Linked DNA regions of Mus musculus: all the other regions are linked to region 1. Evidence: chromatin loops called from intact Hi-C (ENCODE). Cell type or tissue: heart. All regions are shown on one strand.

Region 1 (5,000 bases):
TTGTAAACCATTTCATGGTGTTCACTGAGATGTCAGCCAACGGGACAGCACCAAGAAGCCAATTAAAGCAGCCAGAGAGCGTGCTTAAGCATGGATGGAAACGCAAACACTGTCTTCACTGCCCCAAGTGGTTAGACATTTCTTGCTTGTTTATTTTTGTGAGAACCATCTGTAGTTCATAATTATTTTTGACAAGCAGCTTGACCTGCCACTAACCAAACAGAAGAGAAACAACAAAACAAAACAAAAAAAAAAGAAGGTAAAAATCCAAGAACCCAAGTAAGAAACCACATACAGAAATTCTACATCTTATCAACTGTGAAAAAAAATTGTTTTTCTAAAATAATTCTGATATGGTTTTTTTGGAACAAATTCTCAGTTCATCAGTTGCCTTTAAAGAAGCATCCTCTCTCTCTCTGGTCTGAGAGGTATGTATGGGGATTATATATGCCTGTGTGTGTGTGCGTGTGCGTGTGCGTGTGCGTGTGTGTGTGTGTTCAGGTGTGCTTCCTCATGAGTACATATGTGGAGGCCAGAGGTTGAAGTTGAGTATATTCCTTTATCACTTTCCAACTTATGTTTTGAGACAGGGTCTCTCACTGAACTTATTGCTCACCAGTTCAGCTAGACTGACTGACCAGATGCCAACCCCTGTCCACTAGCCTGTCCACTGTTAAGTATCAGCGTTACAGACATGAGCTGCCACATCTGGTTTTTATGTGGGTGTCGTCACATCTGCCTGGCAAGCACGTTCCCTACTGAGCCAGCACCCACATATGTGTAGCACTGATTTACAAGGAGACTCTGCTGACATTTGATATACTATAAATCTGTAAATTACATCCTAATGTTCAGACATTTAAATTACACATCATGATTAAATGTCCAATGAAAAAGTAATCCTTTAATAACAAGAAATGCATACAGGGATACTTAGACAAAATATGCACAGGCCTTTTTCTCTGTACCACCAGCTCATTATGAAAACTCTGTGCTATTAAACAACAACAACAACTTGCCAGATGAGTAATCTACTCAGAACTCAGATGAGGTCTGGATTCATAGCTTGTGCTCAAGAATTATTTGTAAGAGGAAGTTATCTGATTCACTTCAGACACATGTGGGAGAATAGATGGAGATGTAGGTGTTGGTGTGTTTATAAATCACTCTGCAAGTCTCGAGCTGAGTTGTATTTCTCTATTCGCCCAAAGTGGTGTCTGTTTATGGGTAGAATATCTTCAGTGAGAATTTTTGCAATCTTAGACTGGGCTGGTTGACTACTGAGTTTCCCTCATAGAAGGTGGAGGATGGGAGAGTCATGGGATACTCTTGAGTATCTAGTTACTTCTCCCAACCAGTTTCATGAAATTCAGTCCTAACTGCATATGGTTCCAAAGGTCTCAAGAAGGGGCTAGAACATACATGCAGGTAGAGAAGGACTAGGGGAGGGGTCTGTATCCACACAGCCCTGGGATGACCATCATCCATGTTGGATACAGACCTTCCCGTGTGGTTGCTTTAAGCTCGCCTACATGCCTGCCCCTCACCCCTCTTCCATACTCTGTAAGTAACCCAAATAAACTCTCTGGTTCCCTAGGGTTCACTTTGGCTTGCCATTAGAACCTCATGAGGAGGGAAGGTGGGAGGTCCCTCCTCATGGGGGGAAATCTCACCATAGCAGCTTGGCACCAAAGAGGAACACCAGGCATCCATACATGTTTAAGAGCATTTGTCATTCAAATACTCCTTCTCTTTTCTCTCAATCTGCTATCTCCCCAAGTAATTCCCTAGGCGACTCTCAGGAATAGGAAACAGGGAAGAAGAAAATGAAAACCCAGATCAAAAGATATAGAATTGACCCTGATAATAACAGCAAGCACTCATGTAGTCCTTATTTTATGCCAGATGCTAACCCATTCAATACTCAGAACACTCCACAATGTTTCCTGTTGCTCAGAAGAGGACACTGAGGCACAAAAGCGTGCAACATAAAACATGACTGATCCAGTGGCTCACTTACCTGCTGCTTAGAAGTAGAGAAGAAGAAAAGGGGTTAGGACCAGGTGGCTTTCCACTTCCCTCCCACTGGTTCAAGTGTTTTTATTCTTACTTCATTGTAAGTTGGAGGTTCTCCAGTGAGGATATAGCCCCTAAGTCATTGCCTACTATATGCCACAAATACCATAAGTACTTACTATATGTCAGAATGTCCCATGTCAATTTACAGTAGAAACCTTCAGAACAAATGTAGTCCATATAAACAACAACAAAAAAATACCAAACCAAATGGCTTTTTAAATAGCCTATATTTTCCTGCAATGCAACTCCAAAAGGCCACTTCAAGTGAATTTAAACTCAACGTCAAGATCACTCCTGTTTCAAACCACAGAAAAGATTACAGAAAAGAAATAGTTTTGCTACCTACTCAAAATTATAACATCTTCTCAACTTATTGGACAGTCTGACAGAGAAAGAGAAGTAGAAAAATGAGGAGGGAGAAGGAGGACAAAGAGGGGGAAGAGGAGGAGGGATGAAGAAGAGGAGGAGGGGGAAGAGCAGGAGGAGAGGGAGGAGGTGGTGGCAGCAGTACAGAGCGGAAATGAATTGAGACAACATCGCCTCTCAGCAACCGGAAGGAAAAACCCCACACATGCACAGGCCACGAACATCCGACGGGTGTGGTTGCTCAGTAGAGAAGAGCTGTCAGCTGCCCTTAGATGCAAGGAGGGGATCTGCAGAGAGAGAAGCATAAGGACACAGAGGGACGAGTTCCCATCCCTGCCTGCCTACCTAGAAGAGATCAGGGTGTCCAGGGTCACAAGATGGTCTGTCCACTGCGGTTCTGCGTTCAGGTGAGTGCCAGCCCCTTGCTGTGGCTTGGGGTGAGGGTAGGGCTGGCATGCATTCAGATTCTTACTTCCTGTGTTGGTGTCAGACATCCGGCCATGTCTCCAGTTAACACCCCTTAACAGTGGAAGGGAGGGTTCAGCCTGCCCTGGAGGCAGTTTGACCTGGAGCAGACCTGGAGTGGCTGTTTCTAGGTCATAAAGAGTCTGATGATTTCTACCGTTTAAACCTTCCTATTTCAGTGCTGCTTGGTGTGTATGTATAGGGCTCCTCCCTTCGTGATGTCTTCACAGAACTTACCCTGAAGGAGATAAAGCTCTTTGATTATTTCGGTCCTTTAAGCATAGATTACAGTTGTTTGTGTCGTTTGTGGGGGGCGGGGCTAGAAATTGTGACTGCAAGAGTCCTGCCATATGTCATCAGTAAGTTAATTTATATGACAACTATCTAGAGAGTGCTCACAATTGCCAGCCCTATTTTAAGTCAAAACCTAGACAGGAACGAGCTTATATAGCAGGAGAGAAGTAGACATTAATTAATTCAAGGAAGGAAGATTTGCTTTCTTCTATACTTCAAAGTTCTTTTCCTGGGTAGTCTGTGAATTAGCTTGGCCTATTAGCCAGAGAAAATAGATTTAATTATATGTTACATAAAGCTAGAAGACTCAGAGCATCAGACAGGTGACTGAGGCTCATGTATAATCAGTCCTTAACTGCAGGGAGCAATCTAGGGGTCTGGATTTCTAGCAGGTGCTGGGTCAATAACATGGCAATGGAGACAAGCCTGCATGTCCTTGATGTCCTGGAGAATGCCATTTGCAATGACAGGAAGGCGATGTTAACTCAGACGCACCAGGTACCTTCTCCATGGGTTAGAATCTCTATGGAAGATGATTAACATCTTCCTGGTGCGGACAATGACACGCACTCATAAATGAGATTTTTTTAAAAGTTGTAGTTTCTTATATGAACAAGCAAGTGTCAATGGTTCCATATCTGTGATTTCTTAAAATAACCCCTTAAAATATACAACATGTCATAGGGGCATATTTTAGATGGCATATTTTGGTGGATTCCTACAGTCACCTTTTTGAGGTATTGTGTTCTGAACCCCAAATGTGATGAAGGCCAGAATATATTCTGGGAAAAAATGAACCTTCCTTGGAATCAGTAAGGGTCCATAAAAAGCATGGAGATAAAAACTGGATTAAAAAGGAGGGGTTCAAGTAGCAGTCGGGGGGCAGAGAGATCAGCCACACAAAGCTCCGAGAAGAGAGATCTGCCGTCAAATGAAGAGAGCACAGAGAGATGGAAAAGACAAGATTGAGCAGGAATGGGGAAACGGGGAGGCAGCGTTTAAGATGGTGTAAGCAACAGTTCTCAATCCCTTTAGGGGTTCAAACAACCCTTTCACAGGGTCATAGCATATCAGATATCCTGCATATCAGATATTTACAATATGATTCATAGCAGTAGCAAAATTCCAGTTATGAAGTAGCACCCAACTCAATTTTATGGTTGGGGATCACTACAACATGAGAAACTGCATTAAAGGGTCACAGCATTAAGGAAGCTTGAGATCCGCTGCTGTAGGCGCTCTAGGGTATCTGTGTGGTACAGCCTCTTGCTCCTGCAGCTATGATGAACAAATTAACACAAAATTACAGCAAGCACTAGAGATTGTATCAAGGGGTTGCAGGGAACAAGGAAGGCTGCTGCTGGGGTCATGTGGTAGAATATTTTGCAGTCAAATTGTATTGTAACAATGAGCCTTCCAATGATAAAAATGTACGGGATAGTCATTGCCTAAACCAGCAGCAGGTAGGTGACTTGTTATTATCAGGTACCACGTACTGCACTCAGGTTGGGTATGCCAGGCTTGGATCTGATTGGCAGTTGACTCACTCAGTCCCTCTCTGCACAGATGAAAAATGTGGTATAGGATGGCATGGTGACTGTGATCTAACCAGGAGCAAGACTTTTTCAGCTCCACCAGAATGTGATGAGACAGGATTGTATACTTAGCCCATCACTGACAAACATTATTCAGCACATGACTACTATCCAGTGGCCAACTGCCCTTGACTTGAGGCGTTTTGGTTCTGAGATCTCTCCTATCTATTCAAGGGATGCAGTCGTGGGTAGGGGTGGGTG
Region 2 (5,000 bases), 130 kb after region 1:
ACTTGTGTTACTTAGGCTGCACTGAGATCACAGCATGATAATAAGGGCAAAAACAGGGAAATTGTTTTTTTCTCAAAATTCTTAGATGGCTTCCTATCACACTCAAGGAAAACCCTAGCTCTCTTCCCTAGCAGGTACACATTATTATGTCCTCATTTTATAAGGCTAGCATTGCAAAGTTAAGGAATGTGTATCGATTTGCCTGATAGGAATCAAGCCATCTACCCTGAGAAGACAATTTCACAAACGCCTAGCACAGGCTTTGGCAATGTTGAGGTTGAATGGGTTAGCCTTGCTTTAATCCACTCATCTAAGCATGATTCAGCCTGGCTGCTGAAGAAGTCAAAGGAATGCTATCTCTGTCTCCTGGGGAACCAGGACAAATCTAGAGAGAAAGATTTGACTTGTCCTACAAACATAGGTCCCTAGTGTGAATCTTCAGGGCTGCCAGGATGATCCTGCTACCGCAATCTGCTTCGTGCCTAATCTGTGTACAAAAGACCTTGCGAATCACACAGGTTCAATTCGGCTTTGAGATCAGGAAGTAAAAGCCATGACCTGGAAGGGGCCTGAACCGGGATGTCAACTTCACGAAGGTGGCCAGGGACATCTTGTAGAGCAAACTCCAAGCTGCAGCCAAATGTGGATTCAATTGTCAATGTAAACCCTACCCCACCCCCACCCCCACCCCCACCCCCAGAAACCACTTTTATGCGGCATCTGCTCTCCTATGCTTTTGGCTTAAATCATTTATTTTCAAAAGTTTTAATCCATTGGAAATTTAGAAGGGGATTGGGGAGGCAAAACTGATTCTGGACTACCTTAGTCAGGAAAGAAGTAAGAGCTGATTTTTTTTTTCCACCCGAGTCGTGCAGTCTGGCTGGAATGCATCCCAACTGGGGGATAGTCCTGAATACTCCAAGTCCTGAGGCCCGAGGAAAAGAAAAGCCTGTCTTCTCCTGAGTGATTCTCTTTCTCTATAGAAATCTCAGAATGGAACCGCTCTACAAATCATGTCCCGCGCTCTGCCTGAAAGAGGCTGTTCTTTTTTTTTTTTTTTTTTTTTTTTTTAAACCAGGCTTATCAAACAGAAGCGTTCTCCCTGAATAATAAGTGTGAGTGGGCTAATGGGTCATTTGGGGGAGAGAGGTCAAAAGGAAAAGGCCTCGGTGTTCAAAAGCGGAATCTGGCAATGCCAGCGGTCAAAGAGGAGAGTGCTGGCTGGACAGGCGTGATGTATCGGGTGTGTTCTATAGAACCTGCATGGGTTCCCACCTATCCTTTATCCTCGGAGGTCCTAGTGAGAAGAACCGGGAAGGCCTGGTGCTTATGAGTGAGTTCCTTTTCATTGAGAAAGAAATGTTTTCCAGCTCCTAGCAGACTGACTTAGCAAAGTACTTTGAACACTTGGGGGTGAGGGGAGCAGCCACAGAAAAGGGAAGGGGAAGAGAAAAGACAGGGAAAGAGAGCTATCAGCAGGGGTGGTTAGTAAAAAAAAAAGGGGGGGGTACTGGAGACAGAAAACCCTTTGTTCCTCCAGCTCGTTTCATGTAGAGATTGTAAGGTGAATGGCTTTGAAATGAAATGGGTTTATGAACTAGTTGCTAGGTCACAGGAAGCGCGATCGTCAGACTGCTTTGTGAATTCGGATTCTTTAAAACTTAGGTTACTCTCAAAAGGAACGTACCTCCTTTGTCTGGTTCCTATGTCTTTCCTCTTTATATTTTTATTTCTCCGGGTGGCTGGGGCCGCCTCCCCACTTTCTGTTTTCTCCTCCGCCCTTTTGATAACGTGAAAAGAAATGATCGTATTACACGCTCTTTGTCGGAGGGTTTCAGAAGTTAGAGGTGGGCGGGGTGGAGGCGTTACCTTCACCGCCACCAGCAGCCAATGGCGGCGCGGTATGCAAACGAGGCCCGCGCCGTGCTGGTCTGGATCTGGGCTGTGAGCTCAGAGACTCCGCAGTGCGCGGGAGGCGAAGGCTTCTCATTTCCATCCAGCCCAGCGCTCAATGGAGGGGCGGACTCTGCAGTGCCTCACTCACTGTGTGATTCGATAGGACCAGGGCTCATCAGATCACCGCCGAGATGAAGTACAAGGTAAGAGTGCCTTGTACGCCGTCTCCTGAGAAGCTAGAGGCAGCTGTGCCGGCCGGCGCCTTTCCCACCTTGACAACTGGGCAGGGATCCCTTGTGTGTCTGGTTTTGCCGAGCTGCGTCTGATCTCGCTTCCAGGCTTCCCCCGGGTGTACCGCCAGCAGACATGCGCTTTCAGATCCACTAGTTCTTGGTGCATGGTTCTGAAAGTTGTTGTGGGTGGCGGAAGGCGGTGGAGTAGAGTTAGCATAGGAGCCGCCGCCAGAGATCAGAGGGTGTCTAACTCGCCTCGCAGCAGGCAAGTCGCAGGTCTCTGCCTGACCAAAGCCAGCTTGGGGAGCCATAATAAGGAGAGTCAGAACTGCTGAGTCTCTGACAGGTTCTAAAAGCACCTTTTCAGATTTTTGCCTTAAGCACTTGATCTGGGAAGCTGTCTGCTCGAGGTCCTTTCGGTAGAAGCAGATTAAAAACCCAGACACTATCATAGGCGCGATGATGGAGAATTCCCACATCCTTATGAATAAATGGCTGTTAGTCATTTCTGGATAACTCTTTATTGGGGTTGAACGGGTCTGAAAGTATGAAGGCTCCGGCTGGCTTATTTTCCCTGACGCTTACAGAATGTCCTGCTCATAATTTTGGCAGCTCTATTTTCCACTGCATTTTGCACCACGGTTTCTGGGGTTACTCTTGGCAAAATGATTATGCCTTGCTCAGCACATCCCGTCTAATGAGGCAGTTTCCAAGGGACTTGGCCCAGTAGCAGTTCATGGCAATGACTTGGCGGTACTTACTTACGATCCTTTTTTTTAAAAAAAAATTTTTTTTTTAATTTTAATGGTGAAGAGACATGAGTCCTCGACTTTTAAAGGACTGTGTCATTTCAAAAATTCGTTTTGGTAAGGTGACTTAACAGAGCCAGTTAACTGACTTAGCTAGGGGCTAACTTGGCTTCCCTCTGCGGTATGTAGCCTCTGGCCCTTCCTTTGGGATAGAAGGCTGTAGCTAACAGCCACTGGTTCCCTGTCTATAAATCTTGTTCAAAAGCTGTGAGCCAAAGCATGAGTGATAGTTGTTGGGGAAGTTCCAGCAGTCTAAAGACCCAGATATCTATTGTCATCTCCTATCAGCTTTCCATTTCGTACATCTATGGGGAGGGGCAGAAGAAAGGAAAGCTCTAGGAGTCAGTCAGAAATGATGCAGCTTTCTACCTGGCAGGAACAGAATCTTTTTGGAAGTGATGGGGATACATGGTATCAAGCCTGCAATGTTGTTTTTTTTTTTTTCCTTCCCATTCTCCCTGTTGTTGAATCAAGACAGTGTTATAGAGAAAAGAGAAAGGATTAACTCTGTCCATCATTGGGACATTAAATAGCTGGTGTGAACTCTGAGTGCTGTAGTCTAGAAGGTGAGGACATGTGACGACATCTAAAGTCACTTTGGTTCAGTGACCTCATCATGTTTCGCTTTGCTCTTTATGGAAAGAAAATATCATGGGGACTGATGATTTACACTGCAGGTGAGAAACTGCAACTGGGGAATGCTTTCCACTTGGCTGAGTCTGCCCAGAGTTGAACACTTTGCCGAGCAATAGAAATACATGGTTATTTATCATCATCATCACCATCACCATCATCACCATCATCTCATTATTATTGTAGACAACTTCACCAGCAAAAACGCTATGCTCCCCAAGTAAACAACTCACACATGGGCACCCTGAGTTGACCATAGCAGAAGCGAGCCACTTTTCCCTCTGTCATAAAGTCTATTTAGCTAATGAAAGATAACTGTCTTTCAGGAGAGAATTAGTCATTCTGTGTAGGAGATGCTGAAGCAGAGGCATGATGGGTAAAGCGATACAAGTCCGTCACACTTAACTCTCCCCATTAGCTCCGAGGCACACTTATTTTCCCAAAGTAGCAACTGTGGCACACAGAAGTTAAATGATGGGTTTTTTCCGACACACCAACTGAGGAGCATGGGATTAAAAGTGATCTTGATCTAATACTGGTGATTTAAACACTACCAGGAAAGGGAAAGCAAACCCTAAAACAGAAATCATCTGTAACTCCCTAAAACATCCCTCAGACCAGTATGTTCTGGCCTCAGAAAGTTCAGAACTATTCCCTCCCAAGTATTCTCCCAGGATAGTCAGTCTTCTATTTTGTTTCAGTGGTAACTCTGCAAACTGAAATACGAAGTTGGCATTTATTTGTTTAATTGGAGCTACTTAAGTAGTAAAACCAGATAATTATTAGATTGTAAAACCCAGGAGTCTGGAATTATCTCTTAAACACTATGTTGCACATAAACTATAAATTTAGCTTGGGCTTAAAAATGGATCATTGTAAGATTTATAAGTCAGGCTTAAAAGGCTTCTCTTTCTTTTTCTTTCTTTCTCTTTTCTTTTTCCTTTCTTTTTTGTCTGTTGTTAACCAGATGGTCTTGTTTAGCTACTTCAGGGTTCATAACCAGGGTGCAATCAACTTCCACTCAGTTTGTCCTCAAAATACACAGCTCGAGGCAGCCAGCAATTACAACTATGAGGGCTGTGGAATGCAAGCTATTGCTTTAGGTAAATCTTTCCACTTAGTACACATCTAGTCTGCTTTTAGTTTACTTACATTTTTGTTTGTTCGTGGAAAGACTGTCATGGGTGTTTAAGGTTCCATTTCTCTGAGAAGAGTCTGTCTGAATGACAGTGAATTGTACAAACTTCCTTTGTTAAGATTCTACATAATGAAGCCAGGCATGGTGGAACACACCTTTAATCACGGCTCTTGTGGAGTCAGAGGCAGGGGGATCCCTATGAGTTCCAGGCCAGCCAAGGCTACATCGTGAGACCTCGTCTCAGACACAACAACAACAAAATGTTCTATATAAAATTCCTTTAATGTAGAG
Region 3 (5,000 bases), 84 kb before region 1:
TCAGTTAATATATTAACAGACTAAAGAGGAAACATTTGTATATGTATATGCATATGTACATATGTATATATAAATGAAAAGGTCAGATACTGAAGGCTTTCTTCCTAAGATTTAAAAAAAAAGAAGGTATTTACTCCTAATATCCTAGTTAGCATTATGCTGGACTTCTTAGCTGGTATAAAAAGTCAAGATGAATTAGTTAAGTGAAATACAGATCAAGAAGAAAGAAAACTTCTATTCGGCGAGCAATAGTTGTCTACACAGACAATACCACAGAATTGATTTAAAAATCCTTCAGTTTGGTTTGGCAATATTTCAGGATACTACAGGGGCAATTGTATTCTATTCACCAGCAATGAGCAAACAGGAAGTAGAATTTTAAAACTGGTGTTATTTTTAAGATCGTCCAAAGACTAGTTATTAACATACTGAAGTAAATGTATCATCTCTGTGTCATTGATGTAACAATGAAATCATTTCTAAATCCGTGAGCACTATGGGACTGGTTCCCCTACCTCCCCATCTCTCACTTGGAGAATCAAAGCAGTGTCTGTACTTATCTTGTTATTTTCTTTGCTCATCTGTGAAATGAGACAAATAATGACTTCAGGCAGAAGCAACGTGACCTCCTGGGGTAGACTAACTACTCAATAAACATTAGCTCATTTTACTTTTACTTAAGTACCCATTACTAGAAGGTACAGAGGAAATCACCTTTTTACCGATTTTACACATTGTTTCCACAAGGGTTGTTCTGAAACAAATTGTGCATGTCATACTTTTACCCATGTGGCATCTACAGAACCTGCCACTTGGTGATGCTGCTTCATCGAGCATCCTTGAGTGCAGCATCAGCTGCCACCTGTTGCAGACTCTACCCAGCCAATGATAGAGCAAAATGAACTCTTTTGCTCACCAAGCTGAACTTGTCTACAGGGGTCCTTTGTCTTGGTCCTCTCTATCTGGAGGGGAAAGATAAAGACTCCCCAGGAAGAGTCAAACAACAGACCTTTCCCGTTTCCATCTACTTAGCATTGGCCATTGGAATAATTCCTACCTAGAGTCCTTGATCTATGAGGTCAGTGCTGTCACAGTGGAGATGAGCAAATAGGAGCTGGCCTCCTGTCAAGACAATAAGCACAAAAGCCAACTCAGTAATCTCTGTCATATTGCTATGTGGCTAGTCTCTCCTGCAAGAACTGGCTGGATCTTGCAGAATAATAGATGACTCCAAGTCAGCCTGGTAGTGTTCTTCCTTGGAGCTGCTGTGTCTGTCACTATCCTGTGGGTTTATATTTTCATTGATTGGAAGTGTATCAGTCTTTGGTACACTAATAAACATTAACTTAACAGTCTTGTCTGGGGACAGATTTGCCTCCCTCCTCCCACACAAATCCACAGATTTAGTAGGGCTTGATCTGTTCCGATGTTATGAAGAAGTCTTTTAAAAAAAAAAAAAAGTACTTTTGACCCTATTCACTGAAGAGCAAAATTGGGATAATGATGGTACTGACCTCAGAGTTTGGAAAAGAATGAAATAAAATCACTATAGTTTGATCACATTTTTATGAAGACGGCCATTCAAATACATGTGTTACACCCAGTCCTCTTTTTCCCTTGGGACATGACACTTCTAGGCGGGAGGATGAGTTATGTTCTTTGTCTGTGAGCTTGGGTGAAGCCACTTCTATCAATAGCTCAGGCTGACACTGGTGACTTCTGAGGTGGGTCATGAGAGGGAGCTTAGAATTTTCTAGGTTCTCTTTCTTGGCACACTTCCTTGGATGCCATGAGCCAACGAGGCAGCCACCAACCATGTAAGCCTACAAGCCAGCACCAGCTGGTTACACTGTATGAAAAACACATCTCTAGGCAGAACCATGCGTTTGCCTGCTCCAGGGCCCAAGATGCCATGTCTGAGAGCAGGTGATTACTGTCCGGTGAATCTCCTGTGTTAGGGGGTGATCACTCCCACTAAACCTGTACCAACCAAGTCCTAAGCACTATGCCTACCAAATGTAACTGCTTGCTCTCTTTGTGTGTGTGATAGTTAGTGATTTGTAATTTTCGTATTTAAAAATTTGTGCTTTGAATTAATACTCACTGCTTTAAACTCAATAAACAAATATTTAATTAGCATCTTGGCTGTTTTTGTGGTCTCCACCAGAGGGCAAACTGTCCCGCCACAAACAGAAACCCATCGGTGAATCTTGGAAGTATAGTTCCACAATCAAACACCAGGGGGAACCAGTGCCTAATTTATCTTTGTCCTTTTGAGAAGGTGAAATTGACAAGAGCCTTCAAATTCAAGACACTGGCCACAGGGAAGGTTCGGAGGAAATGCTCTCTGAAACTCAAGACACTTTGTTGTGATAAGTAACTTAGCCTCCATCCTGGTTTACAGACAGAAGGGAGAGAAACTCTACCTTTCCTGTATTTTGGGTGCAGCAGGGCAGGTAGCATTTCCTGAAAAAGGAGAGGGGATCTAGAAGCCTGTAATTCCCAGACAATGCTCTAACGTGTGACTGTGACAACCACATTCTGTGCTGCCTCTGGCTTCTGACACAACACAGACAGTATTTCTGTATTCCATGCTCGTAGGCATCAGTATATTTGTGTATTATATATCACGCTAGGACGGTTACTGAAAGGGTAACATTTGTATCACCATTTTAAGTAACTCTTACTCAACATTCTTTCCTAGTTCTTTGTTTTGTATACACAGGGATTTAATGGTTCAATGACTGTGAAAATGGCCGGCTATTCTCACTGCAGGGAATCTGGGGACCAAATTGCTTACAGTGAATTAATTGCAGGAACCAAACACATTGTAAGACTCCTGCTTTCCTGACAAATGGGAAGCAGATTTTGCCCATAATTGTGCACGCTAATCCAAGAGCGTTGGCAACCTGTAGTCAAAATGGCAGCTTCTATGTGAGTCTGGGAGAACGCTGCAGTGGCCCTGAGCTGGATCAAGGGGAGTCAAGCTTCGACAGGCCAGTGATCTGGAGAATAAAGACAGCGTTGTAGTCAGCACCTCTGATTCCAGTGTCTGAAGACAAGATTGAGACTTTACAACATGGTAGAGTATAAATCAAAGGGAGACAGAGGCTAGGGGCAGATTGAGCTTTGAAGAACTGGTTTTTGTTGTTTTTGTCTTCCTTCCTTCCTTCCTTCCTTCCTTCCTTCCTTCCTTCCTTCCTTCCTTCATTCCTTCCCTCCTTCCTTCCCTCCCTCCCTTCCTTCCTTCTTTCTTTCCTTCCTATCACTCTATATCTTTCTTCTTTCCATCCCTTCCCTTCCCTTCTCTTCCCTTTCCCTCCCTCCCTCCGTCTCTCCCTCCTTCCCTCGCTCCGTCCTTCCTTTTTGTCTCTCTTCATCTTTCTTCTTTCCCTTTCTTTCTCTCTTTCTTTCTTCTCTCTCTCCCCTTCCCTCCCTCCCTCATTCCTTTCTTTCTTCAGTTCTTTTTTTTTTTTAATAATCCTTCAATTTTGACTCAACCCCTACCTGAGAACACCTACCATTTTTTCTCATGAGCCACTAGGCAAACTAATGAAGGACTGATCATATCAAAACATATCTACCCTAGACTTCATTAACAACAACAACAACAAAACCCACATGTAAACACAGAGGTAAGGTGAATCTGTGGACTTAGGTCCTAATTTTGTATGTGTGGTGTCTGTGTGTGTGTTTGTGTATGTGAGTGTGGTGTGTGTGTGTGGTATGTGTGTGATATGTGTGCTGTATATGTGGTGTGTGTAGTATGTGTCTGTGTGTGTGGTGTATGTGTTGTGTATGTGTGTTGTGTATAGGGTGTGTGTGCATGTGTGTGTGCATGACAGTGCTGATTTTCAGTTTACTGGTTCACATTCATGTGTCACACACACTTCTCTGTGACTCGTTGGTTATATAGCAAAGGCTGTCTGCTAAGGCTTCACTACAAATTTTGGATTATGAGAGCCTCAGGATATCTCGAAGACCTCCCAGTTACTTCTCAAAATCCCAAAGAGTGTCACACTATGCTCCTGAGATGTCTTGGCCCACAAATTGACTTGTGGTTGTAAAGTGGAAGGGGTAATAAGTCCTCACACTATTTAGGGATTATTGGCTGGGTCTCCAAGCTCTGACAAAGTCATTGGGATTTTCAGGTCACTCAGGTGGGCCATAACACTTAACACGTGGCTACTCTTCTGTCCTCTGATCCCTGCAGCTTGTCAGTACAAGAAGACCGAGGTAATGAAACATTTCTATATGCCCTGTTCCTAGGATGGTTTCTATGGCCTCGTGTTTAAGGTTAGTTCTCAATCAAGTCTGTGAGATGCTAAGTGGGCATTCTGTGGTATTAATGGCCATTCATACCTCCTGGATTCTTAAAAAAATGAAAAGGCCGTAGTTCTGTGGCCAGAGTCTGTACTTGTGCCAAGGAATACTTCCTTTCCATAAGTCACTCGCCTCTCAGGCAGCTAAATCCCCACAGTGAGCTAACATGTGGGGCTCTCCCTTCCCCTTGGCTGTGCAACTCTCTAGTGGGCACAGAGAAGCAAGGTACCTGGGTTTCATAGGTAGAAGACTCAGTGACTACCCTCTTTGGCAGTAAGTTATTTTAAATGGGGATTGAGTCAGTATTTGGACTTTCAGATTGGCATGTTTGTAAGGGATGGAGTCACCAGAAGGGGTTGTCTAGCATGGCAGCTCAAAGATGAGGACAGTTCTCTGAGATCAGAGGAGACTGGAGGATGTCTCAGGAAGGAAAGGCTTTGAGGACCTGAGTTAAGATCTATAGCACTCACATAAAAGCTGGAAACATTGGCAGGACATACAATGTTGGCAAGCAGTGCTGGCAGGCAAGACAGGAGAATTCTCAGTGGTCAGCTTGCCCGGGCGATTGGTAAGATCTAGGGAAATCATTGAGAAACTCTATCTCGCAGAATAAGGTGGAGATAACAGAGGAAGACTCTTGATGCCAGCCTCTGGTCTTGACATGTGCATGCACAGGT
Region 4 (5,000 bases), 61 kb before region 1:
ATTGCCCTTTAATATTTACTCTGTCCCAGCCTCCAGCCTATCACAGTGGTGCCACCCACATTCAAGGCAGCTCACTGACACACAGGCCAGCCTTCTCTGGAAATGTTCGCACAGACACATCCAGAATTGAACTTAACCAACCTCATAACCGTCTCTCTATCCAGCTGACAATTAAGCTCTGTGGTGATACGTAGTCACAGGAAGGCAGACTCAGCTTCATCATCAACCTATAGACCATCAGGATTCCTCAGGCAGCTTGATGCTTCATCTGGGGTTAGCATCATCTTTTTCCCTTCATTATTCCTTTCAGGGTCACTACCTGTGAGCCGCAGTGTGGACGATATCCCGCTGGATTCAATGGGCTGAAGACAGCCGGTGGGAGGCTGCGACACACTTTATCTAGGTTAGCTCGGTTCTGGAAGAAGGAATCGCCTTCTGGGTTCACTCTGTTGTCTCTGAGGTCTCGGTTGACGTCCCACAAAAGCCAGGGTTCTTTGGAAGGTCAAAGATGACAATGGAAAGTGATCTGCCCCTCTCTCGCATTGGGAGAACTGCGAGATGCAAGCTGGAAACCCTGCCTACATGTTGAAGCTCTGACATCAAAATTGTTGCCCTTTTCAGTCTGGTCAGGGACTTGCCAGTTCCCGAAAGCCCAACTGTCAGACAACCACTAACACATAGTCAAGGGCTTGGGCTGAGACGAAACGTTTCTCAGGCCACTGGCCCAGAATCCAAAGGTTAAATCTGCTGAATAGATAAGGATAGCATGATATTCAAAAGCGAAGAATTCCCAGAATTGAGTGTCCAAATGGAGAATATTTTAACACCCAGAAATACTGGAACCAAGGTTTTGCTATCACCACACTGGGCTGGAAATTAAAGAGTTATCTTGGAGATATAAATATACTGGAACTTCTTTTTCTACTTTCCTTGTGCCACAGCCCACCTGTGCTCGCACCTGCTCCTGGGACCATTCAGTATTAAGAGTTTGTTTGCTCAGTAAGTTTAGTGGCAGCAGAGCCCTTGGTGCTCCCTCCCACACTGCGCTCTTTACAGGTATGCACACATCTACCACACTTCGCCCACACAGCTGGCCTGTCCACAGCCTGGCTTTTAAGAGCCTGCTTTCTTTTCTTTCTTTTTAAAATCCCGATCGTGGTAAATCCCAAATTCAAACAAATATGATGTCAGCCAGAGGCACAATGGAGGAGGTTAAAGATGAGACGTCTTAAAATTTTAGTAATAGTGGGAACAGGACACCATTCAAGTCAGTATTTAACAATGTGAGACCTGTTTGTGATTTGCTCCTTTGCTTAGAAAAACAAGTGTCATCAGAGTTACCCTCAATCCTTCCCAGCCTAGTTGGAAAGAAGGTACAAGCTCCAGGTAACATGGAAGACCCTCCTGACTTTTGGGCCCATGTTAAGACTGTTCTAAGGAAAAAATACATCTTCAATGGTTTCTTTATTCATAGAAAAATATTTGAGAAAGGGATAGTAGATGTAGTAAGCTTTTCTTGCTTCTTTGCTCTTCCTTCCTCTCTCCTTTCATCCTTCCCTCTCTTCCTTCCTTCTTTTCTTTTCTTCCTTTCTTTCCTTTTGAAATAGGTTCTCATGTAACTCCGGATAGCCTCAACCCAGCTATGTAGCTCAGAATGATCTGGAACTCCGGACTCTCCTGCTTCTTCACTCCTAGGGCTGGTAGTATTAGCACCGTGGACTGTCAGATATGATTAACCTCAGGCCCTATCCCAGACTCACTGAGTTAGAACCTGGGAATCGTGGAGCAGTAGATGCTTAGTATGGAATGAATTCCCCCAGGTCATTCTAAGGGCAGGGTCAAGTGTAAAGTACATTTGATTTTTTCCAATTCATTGTGCAAAAGGCCACCCGGTGTCTGAATATTTGTCAATGATGTGGCCGTGCTTGTCGGTGAGCTAGAGAAGCGAGGGCGTCTCTAAGGCACCTGAACTCTATTCCTAGCATTTTTATTATGCCTAAGAAAGCAGAGGAATGCAAACACAAACTGGCCTTATGAATCAAAACTCATAAAATCAGTTGTGAGTTGTGTAAAGGCATGGAGTATAACCTGTGCAGATGAATTTTTGTTGTCTTTATGATAAGGAACTTGACACACAATTTTTTCTTCTTTCAGTTACGAATGAGAAACATGATTACAAGCTAGGAAAGTTGGTCTTATAGTCAAAGGTCAGATATAAAACTCTATAGAAGGACCTTGTTTTCTTAAACGACAAAGATCTTCATTCTTCATTATATTTTTTTTATACCTAGCCTACTTCTTAGTCTAAAGTAGATGTTTAATAATAAAGAAATATTTGTTCAAAGCAAGGCAAATATATATATAGTGGTAGTGGGAAGGAGGGAGCGAGGGAGGAAGAGAGAGAAACAGTGAGGGAGAGACACACACACACACAGAGAATTATAAACATGTGGTACAGAGAAAAAGATTGAAATAGACCCAGCCTCCCATATCTTCCAGTTCAGCATCCATGAACTCAGCCATGCACCAATGAAAAATACTTTTTCTTGCATTTGTACTTGCTGGAGTTTTCTCTTCCTAGGTGATGCAGATATAGGCTAGATTAGACCTGATTAACAATAGACAAAAGGGCCTGGAGAGATGGCTTAGAGCTTAAGAGCACTGACTGACTGCTCTTGCAGAAGTCCTGAGTTCAATTCCCAGCAACCACATGGTGGCTCACAACCATCTGTAATGGAACCTGATGCCCTCTTCTGATGTTTCTGAAGACAGCTACAGTGTACACACATATACAAAATAAGTAAATAAAATCTTTTTTTTTTAAAGTAGATAAACATAGGCTTTTTAGGAGGCAGCTTTTGGGTGGGTTCACAGGTGGAGGTCAGTGACATCAAGAATCCAGGCTAAAGCAGCAAAGGGGTTTTATGGGTCTTGGGCACTAGGGTGTGATGAAGTGTCAGCTAGGAGTTGGGATTATGTCCATACACAATCAAAAACTGAGCCCCTTTGTGGGCACTCTTGGGTGGATTGCAGGACATGTGGAGTCTAAGAATAATCCAGGTTAGCTAGGAGTTTATTTTTTTTACCAAGGAAGCGGAGTTTTCTCTGTGTGAGCAGGGTAGGAGGGGGAAGGAGGGCAGACGGGGTTTCCCAGCTTGTGCAGGGGATGAGCAGGGGTTCCAGCCTACCAGTACTGAACGTAAACAGACTTTTTCTTGTCACTATTCCCTACCCAATACAGTACGTCACCTATTTGCGTGACAAATAGTCATCTAACATACTAAAAGTCATCTAAAGATGATTTTAAGTATATAAGAAGATTACAGAGGGAAGATTCAAATGTCGTGCCAATTTAATAATGTCTCTGAGCCCCTGGGGTATGGGAAAATCGCAAGGGGCCCTGCGATCAAACTCATGAATACCGAGGGTTAGTATACACAGAGGAGACACCAGGTGCTAAGTAGAAGGAAATCACAGAGGAAAAGGAGCTAAAAAGGTGATACTTTGAGAAGTGAAGAACTAAATCAGTTTAGAAATTTATAGGCGTGTAAGGCCCACGCCTTTAAATTTCAGTGATGTAGCCAATAGGAAAAAGAAAGAGGATTTCAAAATTATCTATCAAAAATCCTTGTCTCCAAATGCTGGCCAAGTGTCATGGGCTCGAAAATGGACTCTCCGGTGGGCTCAGGTGTTTGAACACTTGGTTGCCAGCAAGCGTTGCTGTTTTGGAAGGTTGTAGAACCTTTAGGAGGCGGAGCTTTGGTAAAGAGGGCCTAGAATGTTTGATAGCCTAGCCCTAACTTCCTGTACTCTCTCTACTTCCGGTTGCAGACAGACGGTGACCTGCTGTGGCCTTCTCCCTACACCATTTTTTCCCTGATCAGGATAGGTCGTATTTTCTCTTAAACTCTAAACTCGTCCTTCATGATGTTGCTTTTTGTCAGATATGTGAAAAGAAACCGATGCTCTCCTCAGTTGAAAGAATTCCTTTTTGGGAGTAGAACTGCGTGGATCTGGTGAATCACTTGTGAGGCAGTGCATGTGAGGAATGGGGCAGGTTCTTGAAGAGAAGAGAGGAAAAGGGCAGTCTGGGTTTGCAGAGAGTAATTCCTCGGAGTTGCAGCTTACAGCAGCTGCTCGCGGGGTTGGGAAATGTGGCTCAGTGGAGCAAGGCAGGTGAATTCTCACTACCAACCACAATCCACTGTTGGCTTCACAGTTAATACCCTGGCTCATGGTGCTTGGTTTCATGTCTAAAATAGGAACACACTCCCTAGCATTCTATGGTGCTCAGTAGCTAAGAAGAGTGCTCTCCAGAACTTAAGATGCAAATTCTTTCTGCCTGCTTTTGTATCGCAGTTGAAGGGCAGTTATAGGTCGGTTGGCGTAAGGAGCAAACATGTTCTGGAACAAACATGATCTGAAGCAATCGCTATAAGAGATTTCTCCGTACTCCCAAGGAGGTGCCTGTTTGTTCAAGAAAAGATGTCAGAAAACTTAAACCCAACACACAGAAAGAGACTTGGCTGTGGATCTTCAGAGGCATAAGATTGATACATTTCCAGGCATGACAGCCTTCCCTACCCCCAATTAATATTTATATTCACAAGTGCCTGATCCTGTATGCTACTTAGCTAGGGTTGGACACCCATTTTATCATCTCAGGTCATAAACAAGAAAAGAACTGAGAAAAGTAATGTATAATGTACTCGTCCATCCCTGCTTTCTGAACTCCATTGCTGTTAACTACCTGCAGGATGTGGTCTTTGATGATGTGGGTGACAAGATATTTGGTGCCCAGGTGTGGGAACAGAATTCATCTTACAGTCAGTTCCAGACTTTCCTAGGTTTGGTTGAGCTTGCCCTGTCATTGGACAGGGCGACTGAAAAGCAACCATTCGCCGCACACCTCACCCAGAAAACAAATTGAGAGCTTACACTTTTCCCGTAAAGAGAAACATTACAAAGAAAGCAATTTGAGTAGTAAAAAGAAAAGAAAT

What was found. A loop is a pair of places that touch in the nucleus more often than their neighbours do. Peaks named below come from ENCODE experiments on the same cell type or tissue, not always from the same donor. Only the 100,000 strongest peaks of a DNase experiment are listed, where the experiment ranks them.
Region 2: it touches region 1 in a loop (1.9-fold over the local background); 3 of 42 quality-filtered maps call a loop at or near these places.
Region 3: it touches region 1 in a loop (2.4-fold over the local background); 4 of 42 quality-filtered maps call a loop at or near these places.
Region 4: a loop joins it to region 1, with 1.9 times the contacts of the local background. A loop is called at or near these places in 4 of 42 quality-filtered maps.

Annotation. Positions count from the first base shown.
Region 1 is chr13:41,485,009-41,490,008 of GRCm38, reverse strand. Gm32401 (a long non-coding RNA gene) reads right to left here and starts at 3,098. Exons shown (of 8, transcript XR_873291.2): 1 at 2,791-3,098. It also overlaps a transcript of Nedd9 not described here. In heart, no CTCF peak of the experiment used is centred here; a DNase peak (open chromatin) is centred at 2,658; H3K27ac peaks cover 603 bases.
Region 2 is chr13:41,355,952-41,360,951 of GRCm38, reverse strand. It overlaps Nedd9 (neural precursor cell expressed, developmentally down-regulated gene 9), which reads left to right and starts at 1,951. Exons shown (of 7, transcript NM_017464.5): 1 at 1,951-2,099. The coding sequence starts at 2,088. In heart, a CTCF peak has its summit at 1,891; DNase peaks (open chromatin) are centred at 1,951 and 2,691; H3K4me3 peaks cover 3,539 bases; H3K27ac peaks cover 2,747 bases.
Region 3 is chr13:41,569,429-41,574,428 of GRCm38, reverse strand. All of the region lies in intron 1 of Gm32184 (a long non-coding RNA gene), which reads left to right. Among named protein-coding and RNA genes, the nearest start is that of Tmem170b, 34 kb to the left of the region's middle. In heart, CTCF peaks have their summits at 1,989 and 2,195 (motif pointing right); a DNase peak (open chromatin) is centred at 2,238; H3K27me3 peaks cover 684 bases.
Region 4 is chr13:41,545,515-41,550,514 of GRCm38, reverse strand. All of the region lies in intron 2 of Gm32184 (a long non-coding RNA gene), which reads left to right. Among named protein-coding and RNA genes, the nearest start is that of Tmem170b, 58 kb to the left of the region's middle. In heart, a CTCF peak has its summit at 2,723 (motif pointing left); no DNase peak of the experiment used is centred here.